2 separate regions of the Homo sapiens genome follow, and region 2 is linked to region 1. Evidence: read pairs that join two places in POLR2A ChIA-PET (ENCODE). Cell type or tissue: PC-9. All regions are shown on one strand. Links, peaks and the distances in the headings refer to the core of each region. The heading gives the core; the rest is flanking DNA.

What was found. Peaks named below come from ENCODE experiments on the same cell type or tissue, not always from the same donor. Only the 100,000 strongest peaks of a DNase experiment are listed, where the experiment ranks them.
Region 2: POLR2A ChIA-PET joins it to region 1 with 8 read pairs; 2 of 35 experiments call an interaction of 5 or more read pairs at or near these places.

The regions. Positions count from the first base shown.
Region 1 is chr14:36,933,785-36,939,169 of GRCh38, forward strand. The region is part of intron 1 of SLC25A21 (solute carrier family 25 member 21); the gene reads right to left. Among named protein-coding and RNA genes, the nearest start is that of MIR4503, 16 kb to the right of the region's middle. In PC-9, for the core only: no CTCF peak of the experiment used is centred there; a DNase peak (open chromatin) is centred at 2,397; H3K27ac peaks cover 375 bases.
Region 2 is chr14:36,720,254-36,725,638 of GRCh38, forward strand. It overlaps SLC25A21 (solute carrier family 25 member 21), which reads right to left. Exons shown (of 10, transcript NM_030631.4): 6 at 5,317-5,385. Among named protein-coding and RNA genes, the nearest start is that of PAX9, 61 kb to the left of the region's middle. In PC-9, for the core only: no CTCF peak of the experiment used is centred there; no DNase peak of the experiment used is centred there.

The DNA.
Region 1 (5,385 bases), core at 124-5,123:
CTTTCTCTTTCTGGTTCTGCACTATAGATAGCCATATACAAGAGAGCAGAGTAGAGTTTCCTTTCTCTTTTCACCTTACTCACAACTATTCTTCTTTCAGTTACTGTAAGGGAATACACAGTAGAGACAGATGAGAAGATTTTTGACTCCCAAGACTTCAGCACCATAAGGTTCTCTGATGCTAAGCATGGCTGAAAGTTGAATGCAAATCTCTAGGAATGGTTTTGACTACAGACTAGCTTTCAGTCAGAGTGGATAAAAGGAAATGATTAATTAGAAAAAAATATCAAAATTTAAGTAGATTTTTTTAAGTTCCAAAACAGCGTTTTTATAATCTGTATTTGGTTAAGCCCAAATTGTTTTAGAAAGAAGTTTATTTGGATAATAAGTAGAAATTACATTATTATTAACCTTTTAGGACTTGAGTAAAGAACAGCTGTCTGAATCTCAGGCAAAGTACATGCCTTTTACTATTGACTATAATCCAGGCGACCTCATAGGCTTTTCTTGAAAGGTGAAAAAATCTTAGGAAGGAGAATCTCTATAATTGAAGTGCTGAAGCAAAAGGAAACCCACAAATTCTAGTAAGTAACACAACTTTCTAAGCAACACACTCCAAGGCCTTAAAATTCCTGGAATCAAATTCTTCCTTACACTTAACCTGTGTCTGTTTTATCTTGGGAGTAAAAAAAAAAAAAAAAGCATGCCATCCCTCGGGAATTAACTCTTCATTTATATTAAAGCTATAAATCACCAGCCACCAAGCACTGACTGAAATTAATATCCTAGTTCCTATGCCATTTCCACTTAACTTCCAATTCACCAGTACTTATGGGGTAAAAAGAAAGTGGTAGGATTCTGCTTCTAGTTTATAAAATATAGTTGTTAAAATTCTCACTTTTGCTCCTTAGAGTTATACACACACACACAGAGAAAAGAGAGAGAGAGAGAGAGAGAAAAGAAGAAGGGCTGAGATTTTTAAAACTTTTTATATGTTGGTGTCTTTTATTCTCAAAACTTTATTCAAGAAACATTAATACTTATTAAGCACTTAGTATGTTTTCCAGGTACTATTTCCATCTTAATTGCCTTGCTTTTTCATTTTCATGAGTTTCATTCCACTAGATACCTCAGATAATCTCCCTAAGTACTACCTTTCCCGCAGAAAGAAAGAAGAAAAAAATCCAACAGCTAAAACCTGTGGTTCTTTATCTTTTTTTTTTTGAGGGCTGTTACCAGGCAACTGAAACTCCACTCTTTCAAATGGAGAAGATAACTCAAAATATCCTAGAAGTGTTTCAATCCACTCTAAATTTCATATCTCGCCACTGCTACCTCCAAACAACTATTTAGGATCCTAAAACCCTGGCTGGTATAGAGTTTCTAACTGCCCACACACTATCCAGAATGCGGCTCTGTCTAAACTCCTTAATGTTCCCCAGGAATCTCCTAACAGGATAATCTTGAATCATCACTGAATTTTTTTATCACCCATATCTTTCCATCTCAACTTATCCTGGAATGGAACAAGCTGTGACCAGGCATGGGACTGACCCAGAGCTTGATTTGAGAGATCTCTCTGTCCCTAGGCCCAAGTTTAATATGGCAACTCTTTGAAGGAATTCTCCCCCAAGGACTATGCAAGTTGAGTCTGCACACTGTGGTTCTCTTTTTAGTTTAGCAATGGGGACTCAATTAATTTTTAGGAGCAAACAGGTTTCTGTGGAAGCCACCTAATGTCTATACTTATCATGACTATTTTTAGTGGAGCGGATCCACATGATCTCCTGATTGGCACTGTTCAACATCTGACCAATTCAATAGTTTAAGTTGTCCTCACTGTCATCTCCTTGAATATACCAGGCTACAGCGTACTGAAGCAGAATAAAACATTCTTGCAAATCTAAGCAAAGGAACCTAGGGGGTGGGATGGGCATCTTTCAAGTACTATCGTGACAATTGTTGTTTATATCTAATTCTGAGATTCTGCTCCCCAAAAGTGTATATATGGTCCCACATTCCTTTCAATCATCCTCTCCATTTTTAATTACAGGGTGTCAATACAATAACATATTTTTAAAACTTTCCTTTGCATATGTATGGATTCTCCATTAAAGAGGGGAACCTTATGGAGTCCTGCAGGTTTAGAGTAAAATTCTATTTGGTTTGAATGTCAAGGCAGAAACAAGTTTGTTTCTAAATGATAGAATAGTTACTCCAGGCTAAGTTATTCCACATTTCCTTTAATTACTGGTACTGGGTTTTTATCTATCAGTACTATCAGCTTTGCAAACCTCAGGCCAACAATCACAGAAGTTGAGACAGCACCGTGAAGGGAAATCAACCTAGTCAAGCTAAAGAAACTTGCATCTGCATTTCTCCCAAGCTGAATCACAAACAGTCCACACCCATCCTGATCCCTCTTCAAATAATTTCTTCATTTACTTGTGTGGCACTTCCTGACAGTAAGGAATGGGCTTGACTGGATGAGCTATTATCTCATTAGGATTTGTGAAGGAACCAAACAGACTGGAATGCTTTCCACCAGCCCCCCTCCCACCACCCCTCTCCATCTCCCGGCCCGGGCCACCGTTTGTACTGTTTGCCTTTTCTCAGTTTCTGTGTTGTCCAAGAGAGATAGATAAGCTCCTGAAATGATTACTACCACCCTGCATTAGCTTTCAAAGCCACTAACAACTTTTCCATGTTTGGTAACTAATGTGTGATAGAAATGTTGACAATGTAAAGCGAGAACTAAACCACAGACCAGAACCTCTCAGAATAAATGGAAATCACCTAAAGGTTCTCTGGGAGCCCCTTCCACAGTTCTGTTCAAAACACGTGTGACTTTTAAGGTAAGATTGAATTTCATTGGGTTTTAATCAGCAGGAATGCCAAGAACGGTAATATAAGTAAACGTATTGGGGTTTTCTGTTTCAATATGATAGTTTTAAAATGAATTTTATTTTTTCCACTTTGTCCTTGTAGATCCAGAAGAAAATCATGCAGTCTCTAAATCTGATATCCTAGAAGAACTACAAAATTTGATATTCATTGAGAAACATGGTAAATCCCCACACAGGAGGAGATCAATGCACAATGCTGTCCCTTCACTTTGCTGCGTGTATTCCTGCTGCTGGAGGCTCATTTATAACAGTGTACCTGGAGCCATAAGGTCATGGCTAGGGTCTCTTTCTATGGTACAACAAGGACAGATGGATATTATAATTCAGCTTGAGAGACTAAAAGAGAAAATAAGGCAGATGGCTTGCTAAATATTTGCTTCATTTCAGGGCCATGCTAAGTTTCCTTTGGCTGTTGATTGAAAGCCTGTTGCTGAAAAAACCCTGAGGCTGCACTGCAGCAACTGCTGTGTCTAACTAAGCCGGGCGATGCTGAAGGCACGTTGCCCCACATTTCTCCACATTGTCTTGGGCTCCTAGAAATAATATAGCCAATGAGGCGCTCTTAGCAACGTTGTTCTCACTTGGGTTGATAAGGAGTGAACAAGTACTCCCTAGCTGAGCTTTTCCTCCCAGAAGACCTCAGACTGAATTAGGAATGCCTTCACAAACAAAGCAAGGAGGAAAATAAACATGCTTACGCTTAACCATATTCAAACGTCAGTGACTGGAACAGCCTTTTTTGAGGCAACATAGTAGAGAGTGACATTGGTTTCCATTGCGGCCTATTGGTGATAAATATGTGATGTGTACATTTAAAAGGGTAGCACTCACTTCATCTGAGCCTTTCTTTTTCAAAACCTACTGTGTGCCTGGCATTGCTCAAGATGATGGAACTACGGTGGTTGAGAGGTAGGAGACAATGACGTAAACTATGCCAACATAATTTTGGATTGTGAAGGAAACAAACAAAGATCGGATAGCATTAATAGGGCTGCGAGGAGACGGATGGTTAGTCCACGTGGGAATGGAGGAAGAATCAGCCACACAGGGAGCCAGAGAAGCCATCCCCACAGAGGACACAGCAAATGCAAAGGCCATGAGGCAAGAAAGAATAGAAAATGCTCAGAAACTCATGGCAGAAAGGAAAGAGTTTTTTTGTGTTTCCATTATTGTTTGATGATTCAGTCTGTATTGGAAAGCTGAGAAATAAAGGAACAAAAGTATACAATAAACAAGTATAGGTTAATTAAATGTGTTTCCTTTTTAAATCCATCTATTATTTCAGACATTTTCTGGAGAGAAGAACAACTTTTTTTAAAAAAAAATTTTTTTTAATGGCAACTCGATATAATGTTTGGCTTGTTTTTTCTTTTGGGTGCTCAGCAAAATGCTGCAAAAATGGTCTGCATGTTAACCCTTGATTTAGATTGTTTTCTCAAACATACTCCCTGAACGCATGCTGTTAAGCTACATATAGAGCCCTAGTGTTGAATCCTTTCTTACTTCATCTTTCTTCGAGAAGCCTTCTCCTGGCAACACCTAGATTTCAATTTAAACAGACTCACGTATGGTAACAAATCAACTCCCCTAGGCACAGAGTGGACTGTGCCAGGCCTTTAACTAAGATTCCACAGGGGTCTACTGATCTAGGACTCTAATTAGGTGGAGTTCACTCATTGCAGGATGACACAGCTCTTCATAAGGCAAAGACCACCTTGTGCATTAATTAGGGCAAAGTTCTGTTTGAGACTCAGTCTCTGGACAGCCTTAGCAGAGCAGCAGGTTTGGTGTCCTTGTCATCTCTGTGTTACGGCCTTCTAAGTCTGCATCCCGCTGAGCCTTAGTCTATGTGCAGAATCAAATACACTTTCTTCTGCTTGGTTGATTTTGATATTTCAATACATGATAAATGATTGCCAATCAATCAGCTGGATCATTGCACAGAAAATCCAATCTGATCATCATGTTCACATCTCGTTGTTTTATTCAATTAATGAACAAACAGGACCAACCACAAAGAATTTTGGTTCCTGAACAATAACTTAGACTCATAAACTTCCCAACAGAAACCTGATGAAAACCAATCAATTTAAGGCACATGTATACAAACATGGCATATGTAATGAGTAAAACATAAATTAGTAAAAAAACAAAAACAAAAACAAAAAACTTCAGAAATCTATATTTCTTATTGCATCACTGAAATAAATCAGTCTCTAATATATTCAGATTTAACTCTCTTATGCTTACTCTTGTTCACTACTCTCAGCTTGTGTTTCTGAAAAGTTTTATGTAAACCCAAGTTCTGTAAACTGAATTGTATTTCAGATACATTAATTTATTGCTTAAATTATAAATCTGTTTGTAATTAATGAAGTCTTCTCAAACATGTCTCTGGTGCAGAGTTGGAATTTCATATAACAGCTTTACTTAAAAGGCAGGTTTTGTTGCAAAATTTTGTGTTTCCCAGCTAATTTGT
Region 2 (5,385 bases), core at 72-5,071, 210 kb before region 1:
TGCTGCAGTGCCCCTCTCAGCTGCAGCAACTTCTTGCTGGAAGTTGTTAGGAAATTTCATGTCTAAAAGACCCCACGGACTCACCACCTTAGGCTGAAGAAATAGGAAAACCCAAAATATGCTGTGTAGGACACCATGGTGGTTTATGTCCAAGACATTAGGGTAGACAGGTTGAACAGCAGACATGCTGCCTGAGAAATTCTCCCAACTGGCAGGACAAGAGCTACCTATCTGTAAAATAAGCATCTATGGGGTACCTGCTCTGCTTTTCTTAAAGGTGTTGTCAAGCCAGTTGGCCATTCTGCATGTAGCCCATCCATTTGGTGTTCCACCACAACTAGGAGCTGACTGAAAAGGCTGAAAATGAGCTTAGTTCATAACCTTCCATGTGAAGTGATTAAGAAGGCTTAATCGAGAATTCATGTTAACTTTATACAGCTATTCCAGAGGAAGAAATCTCTTGATTGTGGTAGAATTCTTCCCAAAGTGGCCTCAAATGTTCTGTTTCATCTCTAACTTCTGCTGCTAAGTGCTAGTTATTTACAGTAAACAGATATCCAGCTACTGCTATTTATGATAATGGGCCCTTATCTGAGTTTAAAGACCTTATCAACAGGCACTGTAAGCAGGCTGCCAGTCCGTAAGCCTTGATAAGGAATTCAGGCTGAATGGATGGCAGTGGCATCTGATAATGACCTAAGGCACACTGAGGGAGAAGACCCTTGCTCAGTGAGCTGTGCTGGTGCCCACAACTGGAGTCAGCTGTGACTGCTCAATATTAATTGGAGCAATATCTCAAAATAAATCTGTCTCTACTTAAACTTACGCATTTGTAAGATCACCTTGCATCTAGAAATAGTTATCATTGGTTGAATGCCTACCATTTGCCAGGCTCCATGTTAAGACCTTTGCATATATTAACACATTAAAATTCTCATAACAATCATGTTGTAATAATAATGACTAACATTTACTGAACCATCACTGCATGCCAGGCCATACTGACAGCTTTATATAGTCTCACTTAACCCTCATTTGACTGTTTGACATGGCTATTACTATTATTTTTTCCTAACAAATGAGGAAACTGGGCTAGGGTCAGGGTAGGAAATGTGAGGCTGTCACATAGTCAATAACTAAGATCTCCCTCCAGGTCTTGTGCTTCCAACCACTACACAGATGCCTTGCTGTAAGGAGATGGACTGATCACTACCATTTTACCAATGAGGGAACTGCAGGTACGCTATTCAAGGCCACACTGTTGGATAATGGTAAAAAGTGTAATGAGAACTTCAGTGTGTCTCTCCCCACAAGATTGTTCTTCCTGTTCTACACAGCTCTGATTGTATATGCTCTTCAGTAATTGGCAAACAAAGTTTAAACTCTGTTAGAAATTACAGAGTAGGAAAAAATATGGGTTCTGCTCCTATAAATGAAATCATGGCACCTGAATTATGCAAGGTTGAGCTCCAAGATGGGCCAGCAAGTCATTCCCACCTGATCAGTTGAGAAGGTCTTCCCTGAAGGCAGGGCTTGATCTTGGCAGAGCCATTAGAAGCATTTCCTTTGGATAACATACTTTTCTTTAAACTGTTCTATATTTTCTAAATTTTCTACGATGAGCATACATTACTTTTGAAAGTAAATGTTCACAGACAAAACATGAATGCATTCTCATGTTAAAACATTCAACATCACAAAGCCCTTCTCTTAAACTCTCACCTTCTCCTCCTCTATTCCAGTCTCCTCTCCAGAGGTATGAATTTCAGTATGAATTCCTATAGACCTGAACTACCCTATATGAAAGTTACTACCCACATGTTGGAAGTTACTACCCACGTGGCCATTGAGCACCTGAAATGTCCTAGTTGAGATGTGCTGTTAACACAAAATATACACCAGATTTTTAAATTTAGTATAAAAGAAGAATGCAAATATCTCATATAATTTTTATATCAATTACACACTGAAATGAGAAATTATAGAGACAGTAAAAAGATCAGTGGTTGCCAGGGATTAAGTGGGGAGGGGAGGGATGAATCGGCAGAACACAGAGGATTTTCAGGGCAGTGAAATTACTCTGTATGATACTATAATGGTGAATATATGTCATTATACATTTGTTCAAACTCATAGAAGGTACAGCACCAAGAGTGAGCCCTAATGTAAACTATGGACTTGGGTGATAATGACATGTTAATGTAGGTTCATCAGTTAAAACAAATGGACTGCTCTGATGGGGGATGTTGATCATGGGGAAGATGATGCATGTGTCGGGGCATGGGGTTCATAGGAAGTCTCTACCTCTTGCTCAGTTTTGCTGTGCACCTAAAATTGCTCTAAAAATAGTCAAGAAAAATGAATATACTGGGTTAAATAAAATATATTATTAAATTAATTTCACCTGTTTCTTTTTATTTTTTAAATGTAGCTACTAAAAATGTGGCTCACATATTTCTATTAGATAGCACTGCTCTAGAGTCTAGATCATTTTTAGTGCACTTATACACACATATTTAAGAAATACATATATATTTTGGTGCTTTATAACATAAATATGCATTACTTTTATGCTTGGATTAATTTTTTTAAGTCAAATCTTTAAAGGCAGTGGACATTAAATTAATTCTTTTCTTCTTCCACTTCTCTTCCTCCTCTTCTTCCTCTTCCTCTACATCTCCCTTTTATACTTAACAACCCACAAAGCCTTAGAGTGAAGAAAGCAAGAAGTATTCCTGGCCATACACATGCCGAGGTGAGCATACCTAATATTTGAGTTAAATCAACACAGGCACAGGTTAACTAAAGGTTATCTATCCCCTTGTTGGATAAAAGAAGGAGCTAGTCAATGAAGAAGGCTTCGGCATTATTGAGTCCTAGATAAAAGACCTATAAGATACTAGCAAAAATGACCAGCAATATCCGAATGTTCTATTCTTATCACGTCATCTCTTTTTCTCAGACATTTTCTACAATAGTCACAATCCCATTACTGTCTGTTGAGTAAAAGCACCTATGGCTTCAATTTGATGAACATTGCCCATAATGTGCCACATCAAAACACCACCTCATTTCAGCTACTGAATTCTGCTAGTTGCTGTAAATAAATGCTGATGCATGTTACCTATGTAATCACTACTTTGCTAAATTCTAAATAAAGTCACTTTTAAAATATTTTATAATGCATCTAATTGATTTTATTCTAAGTAAATACCTGATAATGTCCAGTTCAGTGGATAATGCAAAAGAAATGACCCCGAACAAGCTCCCACTATCCCCTGGCCCCTGCTTTAAAAAATGGCTAAATATACATAATTTACACCGACTGCATTTGTGTAAGTGATGAACTGGAAGCATGTACACATGCAGCACATTCTTTTGTTGGGCAGGAAGGGTGTTTATTGCATTCTTGCAAGTCATTAGCACATACAAAACATTAGCAGCTCTTACTTGGCCTCAGTGCAGAGCCTCCTTGAGGGCAATGGAGAGAAAAAGAACATTAGCATGAGCCGAGGTGCCCTGATAACTCATGACTTTCATTCCTGCAAGTGCCCCTTGATGCTCTGTCCCATTTGAGTCCTTGTGGTTACATGCTGCCTAGATAAAGAATTGCAGCTCAAGTCCTGTTTATTCCTTTGCCTACTCACTGCTGCTTCAAGACAAGCTTCCCAAGGGGTAAGATGGGAACACCGGACAGGGATCTCTGCAATTTTCTTCTAACTGGTAATTCTCCCAGTCCTACAAACCAAGTTTTCCTTAAGCAGATTCCATGGGAACTGTTTTAAATGCTCCATATTAATAAGCCATTTGAAAAATGTTTCTTTTCCCCTCCCCCTGTTCCGCACCATCTTTTTCGTTTATTCAAGAAAGAGTAAAGAGAAACGAAAACTAGAATACAGAGATTTTCAACTTTTTATAAGATGCTATATATTACTGTATTTAAGACAATCTTTTGAAATGTAAAAAAAATTCCCCCTGAATTAGGACTGACTTCATCTGAGTAGATACCATCTACTGTAACAGCCCAACCCTGTCCCCTCAGGTCTTGGCAGCTAAAGGTGAGTAGGGCCCCCCTCCTTCCCCATACCCCTGCCTGAGAAACTGCCAGGAAGCTCTCAGGCAGCATCAGCAGGCAGGAAGTGGGGTGGGAGTGAGGGGGTCTCCACCCATTAGCAGCTGCTTATGCAGTAGGCAGGGAAACTTTCCTACAGAAAGATCAGGTCAGCAGATACTCCAAACCAATTTCTACCACATGCTACCTAGTTGTGGAATTAAATTAAAAAGCTAAGAAGGGACCTGGAATGCCAATCCCCTTGTTTTCCTCCTACCTTGTGCCTGGCACCCAAAAGAATAAAACAAGAACAGCTGGATTTGGCAGTTGAAAGGGAATTCTTAGGTAACTGGAAGGAAGTGAAGGCAGCACACACCAAGGAATGCTGTCTGCACAATACGTCATGTACCAATGATGAAATGTCAAGACCCGTCATTGTCCAAGTGCTCATTCAGATTCAACCAAAAGACAAATTTGACAGATTATCAGAATCTTCCAGGATGGGTGGTGGGTGTAGTGGGGAAAGGAGTGAGGTCATTTTTTAAAAAAATGACTCAGTTTTTTTTTTAAAGCAAAATAATGTTATCACCTCAGTGGTTTAGCTATAGTCCATTCTAGAGCAATTGAAAAGAAGTTTTGCCAGCAGCTGGGAGAATATTTCCAAATAAGTCACTTCAGATTATATTAGAGCTCTAAAATAAAAAATGAATAAACAATAAACAAGTGTTTGTCCATTAGATCTCAGTGCATTTTTGTTAACACTTTACTTGCAGGAGATACTTGATTTTTTCTTACGCTATTTCCTTAACAGTGATTTGCTATTCCTTTAATAAGTGGATAAAAGTTGTGCCCATTGTTTCACATGCACATTAAAAATAAGTTTTTATGGCTGGGCGTGGTGGCTCACGCCTGCAATCCCAGCACTCTGGGAGGCCAAGGCAGGTGGATCACCTGATGTCAGGAGTTCGAGACCAGCCTGACCAACATGGAGAAACCCTGTCTCTACAAAAAATATACAAAATTAGCTGGGTGTGGTGGTGCATGCCTGTAATCCCAGCTACGAGGGAGGCTGAGGCAGGAGAATAGCTTGAACCCAGGAGACGGAGGTTGCGGTGAGCCGAGATTGCGCCATTGCACTCCAGCCTGGGCAACAAGAGCAAAACTCTGTCCCAAAATAAATAAATAAATAAATAAATAAATAAATAAATAAATAAATAAATAAATTTTTACATGCCCCTAACAATAGAAAAACATTAAATGGTTACCTCTGCAAATGTGTTCCGATTTGCTTGCAAGCCAACTTTTACTACCTCAAAAGGGTTAACTACAATGGC